Regions from separate parts of the Homo sapiens genome. Here regions 1 and 2 are each linked to region 3. The links are chromatin contacts, found by Hi-C or POLR2A ChIA-PET in ENCODE. All regions are on one chromosome and are shown on one strand. The core of a region is the stretch at or near the end of the contact, and the rest is flanking DNA. Distances in the headings are between cores, read along the strand shown.

What was found. Hi-C counts contacts between places; a loop is a spot of excess contacts on that map. ChIA-PET counts read pairs that join two places held with the same protein, here RNA polymerase II (POLR2A). Pooled maps may share reads with other maps.
Region 1: POLR2A ChIA-PET joins it to region 3 with 12 read pairs in A673. The contact joins the enhancer-like site here to the promoter of SRSF5 in region 3. A Hi-C loop is called at or near these places in 4 of 168 maps with a recorded cell type or tissue (GM12878, chondrocyte, endothelial cell of hepatic sinusoid and 1 more), 3 of 37 single-sample maps with no recorded cell type and 15 of 50 pooled maps. POLR2A ChIA-PET finds 5 or more read pairs at or near these places in 25 of 52 experiments (A673, AG04449, AG04450 and 20 more).
Region 2: a loop to region 3 is called in a pooled map, with 2.4 times the contacts of the local background. The contact joins the enhancer-like site here to the promoter of SRSF5 in region 3. A Hi-C loop is called at or near these places in 1 of 50 pooled maps. POLR2A ChIA-PET finds 5 or more read pairs at or near these places in 2 of 52 experiments (Caco-2 and H1).

What each region holds. Positions count from the first base shown.
Region 1 is chr14:69,591,870-69,594,569 of GRCh38, reverse strand. No RefSeq gene overlaps it. Among named protein-coding and RNA genes, the nearest start is that of CCDC177, 18 kb to the right of the region's middle. Within about 2 kb of position 1,282, at least 6 of the 41 ENCODE cell types and tissues checked have a DNase peak (open chromatin) inside an H3K27ac peak, as active enhancers do; they include A673, where a contact is called at or near this core.
Region 2 is chr14:70,017,679-70,020,378 of GRCh38, reverse strand. All of the region lies in intron 10 of SMOC1 (SPARC related modular calcium binding 1), which reads right to left. Among named protein-coding and RNA genes, the nearest start is that of SNORD169, 41 kb to the right of the region's middle. Within about 2 kb of position 1,443, at least 9 of the 41 ENCODE cell types and tissues checked have a DNase peak (open chromatin) inside an H3K27ac peak, as active enhancers do.
Region 3 is chr14:69,765,790-69,768,489 of GRCh38, reverse strand. SRSF5 (serine and arginine rich splicing factor 5) reads right to left here and starts at 1,348. Exons shown (of 8, transcript NM_001320214.2): 1 at 1,235-1,348; 2 at 208-352. The coding sequence starts at 333. It overlaps LOC100289511 (a long non-coding RNA gene), which reads left to right and starts at 777. Exons shown (of 1, transcript NR_029378.1): 1 at 777-2,207. RefSeq lists enhancers at 422-471, 468-1,232, 1,342-1,391, 1,432-1,481.

The DNA of each region.
Region 1 (2,700 bases), core at 33-2,532, 170 kb after region 3:
CCTCGGCCTCCCAAGTAGCTGGGACTACAGGCGCGCACCACTGCGTCCAGCTAATTTTTGTATATTTAATAGAGACTGGGTTTCACCATGTTGGCCAAGCTGGTCTCGAACTCCTGACCTCAGGTGATCTGCCCACCTTGGCCTCCCAAAGTGCTGGGATTACAGGCCCAGTGCTCTTTTCTTTTCTTTTTCTTTTTTCTTTTTTTTTTCTTTTTTGAGACAGAGTCTCACTCTGTTGTTGCCCAGGCTGGACTGCAGTGATATGATCTCGGCTCACCACAACCTCCGCCTCCCAGGTTCAAGCGATTCTCCTGCCTCAGCCTCCTGAGTAACTGAGATTACAGGCACACGCCACCATGCCCAGCTAATTTTTGTATTTTTAGTAGACATGGGGTTTCACTATGTTGGCCAGGCTGGTCTCAAACTCCTGACCTCATGCTCCGCCTGCCTTGGCCTCCCAAAGTGCTGGGATTACAGGCATGAGCCACCACCCCTGGCCTCCAGTGCTCTTTTCTCTGTACTGTGTGATAACGTGTCTTTTCCCTAAAGCTACTCTTAAGCAGATCGCTGTAGTCAGCCAAGTGTATCTTTCATCATGTTTGTTAAGGTCCCCTGGCTTCTCCTTTTTGCCCCCTTTGCCCAGACTCAACTGCCCAGTGCTTCAAACTGAAATGGCAGAATTTCAGGCAGGCCCAGGGAAAGTGGCTTCTAATTGGCATACCTCTCTCGTCCCTCAAATCACCTATTCCAAAAGGCAGTAAGATCAGCTCTGTCTGAGTGGCTGGGCTTTGTGTGCAAAAACGTGGTTAATGGATACAGTGCCTACATTATTTCTACCATTTCTCAAATCCTGACTCCTTTGCAAACTACAGACATGAAGTTGTTCCCATTTTTAAAACAGGGAGGCTGAGTGTGAAGCTGGAAGAGGCAGGAATATCCGCTAAGTCCTCCGTGGGTGAGGTGTCAGGGAGGTGTTCACATTAAAACTTCTTCTGTGCCTTTCTTTCACTTTGGAAATGACTCACTGTGATTCTAGTCTCTTGGGGGGGCTGACGGGGGCTCCCCAGGGACCCCTGATGACAGCTGACCCTTCCTAGGTCTCTCCATTGGTGCAGTGTCTGTGGGTCTTTGTTCAATGGTTTTTTTTGAGCTATCCAAATCCCAGTCCTTGCCTGCTGCCTGCCTAGCTCTCTGAATGCTCTCGATCCACAGGCAACATCTGCTCCAGAGGCTTAATCCCCCATTTGGAAGGTTTCCCTTCTAAAATCTCTGGCCTGGCACCACTCCCAGCCCTAGTCAGCAAAGAGCTGCAGCGTTTATGTGGCTTTTCCAGCAATAGCTTTGTATGGTGTAGGGGGCAGCTTTGATCTCTGTGTTGCTGGGAAGGGTTGAGAATGGAGGAGGTACAAAGAAGAGAAGAAAGGAGGGCCTGCACACACTTGTTCAGGCTCAAGACCTTGCGCCCAGCACCTGAAGGCTCTGTACAGCCCTGAGGAGTCAACAGGTGTGATTTACACATTTAAAATGCAACTTTGATACTAACCCTCAGGCAGAAATATTTGTCAGTTTTAGGAGTATATTGTGGAATTTGGAGTTAAGGGGGGTGTCTATCAACGCATCTTGTTATCTTTTGGAGTTAGGGAGTGTCTATGAATGTACGTAGTTTTCTTCTAGTTATGAGACATTTAAATATTTTGTGATCGTATTAACAAAGACACTATGTCTACAGTCCTACTCTCTGGATGCCTCAGCTTCGTAGATTATTCTAAAGTCTTGCTGTATAATATGCCTCAGAAGAGGACACGGCTTTTGTGACAAGTGATGACACAGATGCTCAAAAACAAGAAGTAATTTGACAAGGTTACAGAAATTTTGCAGAGAAAACCACATAATTAACAATCCAGGCTGGGCGCAGTGGCTCCCGCTTGTAACCCCAGCTATTTGGGAGGCCAGGGTGGGTGGATCACCTGAGGTCAGGAATTCAAGACCAGCCTGGCCAACATGGTGAAACCCCATCTCTACTAAAAATACAAAATTAGCCAGGTGCGGTGGTGTGTGCCTGTAATCCCAGCTACTTGGGAGGCTGAGGCAGGAGAATGGCCTGAACCCGGAGGCAGAGGTTGCAGTGAGCCGAGATCGTGCCATTGCCCTACAGCCTGGGCAACAAGAATGACACTCTGTCTCAGAAGAACAATAAAAAATAAACAACAACAACAAAAAAAAATCCAATGACTCCCAGACCCCCCAAATTTAACAAACTCAAGGACCCAAGTTCCCCATGGGTCACCCTGGCCTCAGAACCCTGCAGCAAATCCTCCAGACCCTTCTATCTTGTCCCAGACCCCAAGAGCCCTCACTCCCTCTTCCAGCAGGCCCATCTGTAGCCTTTCTAGAGGCACCGAATGTTCAGTTTGGGAATCCATCCTGGGATCTCTCAGACTTCCCCACCAAGACACACACTCTGACTCTAGCCTTCCTAATGTCCAGTTCTCCCTAGAGCCCCTTGGAGCCACAAGTCTCAGCAACACCCACCCCCAGCCCACCCCAACCTGTACAGGACTGGCTCTTTCACTGGGTCCAGGAATAGGATTCAGTGAAAACCCATTGCCTCTGACTGGTTGCCTTCTGCAGCTTCCCTAGGGGACAAGAACACCTCCCGGGCTCTTGCACCTGCACTCTAGAGGCCTCATTTTTCTCTCC
Region 2 (2,700 bases), core at 194-2,693, 250 kb before region 3:
GTCATCTTTGGAATCCAACACTTTGGCCAGGCCAAACTCCAAGTACATTAATAGCAGAAAATTTCAGCTTTGAGTCCATGAGGGATTGTGAACCCTCTGAGAGCCTACACAAAGATGTGAGCTCTCTCTCTAGAGAAATGGACATACACAGAGAAGTCTGCAGATTTCAGATTAATGGACTCCCTAAATCCATTCAAAGTCCATGGACTCAGGTTAAAAAAAAAAAAGACAAAAACAAAACAAAACAAAACCCTTGATCTAGAGGAATGGAGGCTCTAGCCATGGCCCAAGAAGAATATTTAAGCATGATGCTTAAAGAAGAAGATGGAGTCAGACAAAAGACAGTAGCTGGAAGGGTTTGGGGATAGTTTCCCTACTTCCAACAAAACTATTGAAGGCAATGGATTTAAAAACTCTGTAAATCAAGTTTCTGGCCTGGCAACAGCCTTAAGTCACAGATGAAGTTGACAGCAGGTACCCACTATGCTTTGTACAAGCTCTTGGCTAAGACTTAGATCCAGCAGGAGTCCTAGCATAGCAGTAAGTCTGTGCAAAAGAAGACCCAAGAGGCCTCTGTTAACTGAACAAAATCTGAGATTTTTCCTGGGGGAGTGCTGGATAGGCATGGAGCAGGGAGGCCTCCCCCAGAGCTTCAGGAATCTCTCAAGCAGTCTTTGCTGGAGACTTTCCATCACAGTTAGACCCCCTCAACCACAAAGCCATAGCCCAAGAAAGCCCAAAGCCTTGCCCCTTCCCCTCCCAGCTCCAGGATTACACTGGCCTCAGGCTCCCAACCTGTCTCACACAAGCACACATATATTCCACTGGAGGTCAGGACTGCCGAATTCAAAGCTGGTCATCAGGCAAAGGCTGGGGACCTAAGTTAGAGGGAGCAAGAGCTCCTTAGGATCAGTGTAACAGCACTCGCTTGTCCACACTGCAGACTTCTCCATGGGTAAAGTACTACTTCTACTAAAAGGGCTCACTGGGTAGGTACAATATCCAAGTTTCCTTGGATATGGTATGAAAAGACACACCCAAATGATACCAGATTCCAGATTTTAGAAGACTATGGTTCAGACAACATAAGCCAAATAACGTTGGTGTCTGCCCTACCTCTGGGCTGTTTTTGTGACTGTCCTGTTGACTTCTGCCTCCAGGGATGAGGAAACCCACTAGAGCCAAGTTCCTCCCCAAACTGGCCCCAAGGAGCCTTCTCCCAGTTTCAGAGGTGGCATAGGCTACACTTCTCCCACAGCACTTTCAGTTTTGCTTCTGCAGCCTCAGCCCCACCAGGCCTTGGCTGCAATGCACAGCTGGAGAGCCAGCTCCGTTTACCACAAGGAAACCTGCTTTGGCCAAGATCTCGGGCCCAGTTCTGCTGTCCTAAGCAGTTTTAGAGAAGGTAAGGCGGGACGGCCTGGAGGCACTAGCCAAGCCAAGCAGACCAACTGAGCCCCGTCTGGAGTTGGGTCCAGGCCCCGCCAGCTGTGCGGGTGCGGCTGGGAAATGCCAAGTCAGCCACATTCCAGCCTCTTCCTTGCAAAGCCATCAACAGGCAACCACACTGGGCAGGAAGGAGGAAGCCACAGTACAGTCTCCCCTCAGGGGACCACGTGAAGGGCCAAGAGGCTCACACAGCCCTTCCCACCTCCCCTCAAAGTTGACTTTCCCTGGGGGAGGGTGAAGCCAGGAGAGGGTTCCCCTGCTCTAGAAGACTCTGCCGGCTGAGATCTCAGAAATCTTCCTTTGGGACTGATAAATGCTAATGGGTGCTGTGGGAAGGCTGTTCTAAGGGGGAACACTGCCTCCTGGAGCCCTGGCCAGAGGGGCCAAAGGGATAACTCACTCACACAGAAAACATTCACCAAGAGGGACTATCATCCATTGATATTTGCAATGCACACCCTCCCACGCACCTGCCATAGAGTTTTCACAGACACCCCATTCTACTCTGCCTATTTTTAGATCTTTGTAGCACTGTTTTTTGCTAATAAATCAGGCCAGAAAAGGGAGTAGATGCCTCCCACTCTTCTACTCCCTGCATGTAGCAAGTCTTGAAATCCTATTGATTTCTTTACAAAAGCTTCAGCAAATCATCCCTTTCCCACGGTCCATGCCCTCATCACCCTTCATGCTGACACTTGCTATCGTCTTCCTGCCTGCCTTGCTCCCCTCCAATCCTGCTTCCATAGTGCCATCAGGATGACTCTGCAAAAATGCCCACCTAACCCTGCAGCTCCCTTCTGCCCTGCATCTTGACTCCCAGGGCCTGGCACCAGCTGGGCTCTGCTCAACTCTGCAGCCTCATCTCCTACCTGTCCCCAGCCTGACTCCCAAACATAAACCATACTACTTCTTACAATTCCTTCCACACTTCCTACCCTGTTCACACCTCACTACCCACATGGTCCCCTCTGCTGGAAGGCCCTTACCCCTGGTCCATCTAGGTCAGGCATTTTCCCACTCATAAGGGAAGATGGGGCTCCACTGTTGCTCCCATGGAAGGCCTTCCCTCACATGCTCTGGCTCCCCAGGGTCCCTGCAACACTTTCTCAGCCTCTATTATCCTACCGACTTTATACTGCAGTCATATGGTTGTTCTGTATCTCCCTTCCAGACCAGAAATGATCCCCTTTTCTTCAGATGCCCCAGAACCTAGCATGGAGCTCATACCAGGGGCGGGTTGAAACGTGAGAG
Region 3 (2,700 bases), core at 99-2,598:
ACAGTCAAACCTAATCAAGGAGCCACTGGGAGTGGGGTTCCAGTGAGCCGGCAAGTTAAAGTTGTTTTCAGCCTCAATAAAATTCAGACATAAGGCTGGGTAACATTTTCTGAAGGCAAATATTCCACCCGGACTCAAGATCGAAAACAACTGCTTATCAAAACTCTACCTACTTAGCAGATAATTCACCCAGTTCTAAATACTTACCACAAAACCAAAGCCTCTTTTCAGATCAATATCTCTTATCCGTCCATATCCCTTGAAGAATCTTTCCACGTCCTTCTCCCTGGCCGCTGGATTTAGTCTCCCGATGAATACCCGACAGCCACTCATGATGTCCGGCTAGTACTTCCTATTAGAAAGTAATTCAATCGAGATAATAGCAATGACTGTCACAGAGAAACGCCTGATTAAACAATCAAAAACATCAACGGCATAAAATGTTTACACAGTGATGTTATGAACGAGATTGCCAACAGAGCCTCTAATGAGGCCAGGTTACCTGCAGACAAAATGAAAACCCAGCTCCCTCCCAACACGGTCCGCTACTGGGCCCAGACCGCAGCAACCGCAACGCCCACTGCCACCTTTCCAACTGCGCAGCCGCACACTCTCCGGGCTCTCCGGCCCCCTCCCATCTGCCGCAGTTAGGAAAGGCCGAGAAGTGCGGGCGGAGCCGCCCGCGCCCTCCGCAAAGCCAGCCCAATGGCGGCCTCGCGGGCGCGTCACAGCGGGTGGAAGCCAGAATCTCGCGACGCCTCGACCGCGCCTGCGCCAACAGCAGCGGGCGGGCGCTCTGCGGCCACAAAATGGCGGCGGTGGAATCAAAGGCAGCAGAGCTGCGCGTGCCAAATTCCCTCTTCCCTTCTCCTCCCAGCAACCCCCTTCTCGGGGGTCACTGCGGCCGCCCTACAAAAGGCCCAGCCGCATCGCCAGCAAAGTCAGGGAGATCCCGGCCCACTATTCTACGTGTCCAGGAGATGAAGACATTAAGACTGGCAGGGACGGGCGCACAACCGCTGTGTAAAAACGACCCGAACAGTGACCGCCCTTTCACCTCAGTACCCCTCAAACAGTATGCCAAAAGGGAGACGTGCCCCAGCGCCCACCTCGAATCAACTGCGCTCATTAGACGCCATCCTCCGCAAAGAGAGCAGCCCCGGCCGCTCACGATCTGAGCGGCCATGAAGAAGCCTCGATCCGAGAAGGCTTGCCCTCAAAGTGAGCCACTCACCTACCGGACGGGGTCTTTGGCGGCTGAGACCCAGACAGGTCCGTAGTCTGCGACGGAGTCGTCGACCTCCACGCAGACCAGGACTTAACTCGTCTACGCCACTCCACAACTGACGCACTTAGCAGCTCTGGCGCTCCACAAAATGGAGGGCGCGTCCTACGTCACTTCCGGGGACGCCCCTGGGCCTTGGGTCCACCCCGTTGGACCTAGGGAAGACGGAAGTTTTGGGAGGGCCGGAAATTTAGGAGGATGTGGGCCTCTCTGACACTGCGAGTGACCGAACCCTGCTCCCGCGGTGGGTGGGGTCGGGGGCGAGAACTCGTTTGGGCTCGGCCGGCTGGTGCCGGAGTCTGGAGGGACATCTGTTGACGTCGTTCGCCCCTGCTAAGTCCTTGGCGTTCGGTTCATCATCATCTCTCCCAGAAGAGTCTCCTGAGAAAAGTGGCAACCCTTCTTGTATCTAAAGTTTTTCTTAGACACCCAGAAGATTACTAATTAGGAGAAACTTAGCTTTGCAGAAATACCTGGCCTTTCCTTAGCTCTTGCTGCTTGCAATTTAAATTTGCCCTCAAAGCAGGGAGCTCCTAGATGTTCGAGTTCTTTTTTCAACCATGCCACAGCTGTGTGGTTTTGTTGTGGTGAGAAGACTAAGGCACTGAAGTATTTTTTAAATGAAAGGATTTTCACTGATGAAATGTTGAAAATGGGACTGCAGCTAGAAGGCTGTCTTGAATTGAGGCTGGAATACAGATTTCTGCATGTCCGTCACTCTGGGAGAGTGGCTGGAAGAGGTTTCAAGCTGTTTTTTGTTGTTTTTTTTGAGACAGTCTTGCTCTGTCGCCCAGGCTGGAGTGCAGTGGCGCGATCTGGGCTCCGCCTCCCGGGTTCACGCCATTCTTCTGCCTCAGCCTCCCGAGTAGCTGCGACTACAGGCGCCCGCCACCACACCGGCTAATTTTTTTGTATTTTTAGTAGAGACGGGGTTTCACCGTGTTAGCCGGGATGGTCTCGATCTCCTGACCTCGTGATCGGCCCGTCTCGGCCTCCCAAAGTGCTGGGATTACAGGCATGAGCCACCGCGCCCGGCCTCAAGCTGCTTTTAAGTCCAAATGGTATTTGGTTAATCCTCTCCGTTCAGATTTCTGTAATGTAACACATGAAAGTTTACAATTCTTTAGAAACAGACAATGCCGTGCTTTCAAAGTGGGTGTAAAACACAGCCCTCCATATTAACTCCCGCGTTGTCCCGATAAGGTTGGTAGACCTAGAAACTTAGGCATAAAGAGATTGCTTAACTTCGCTTTAATGCTTTTATGTAGAACCCAGTGCACCCCATTTTTGAGAAGTGCCTGGAATGTGGAGTTGCATGCTTGCAACTAGAGTTAAACAGAGAAAAAGTAGTTCCGGAAGGAGAGCAACTGACCCTTAACTCGACCTCAGGGGCCTTTAGGCACTCAGAACTGAAA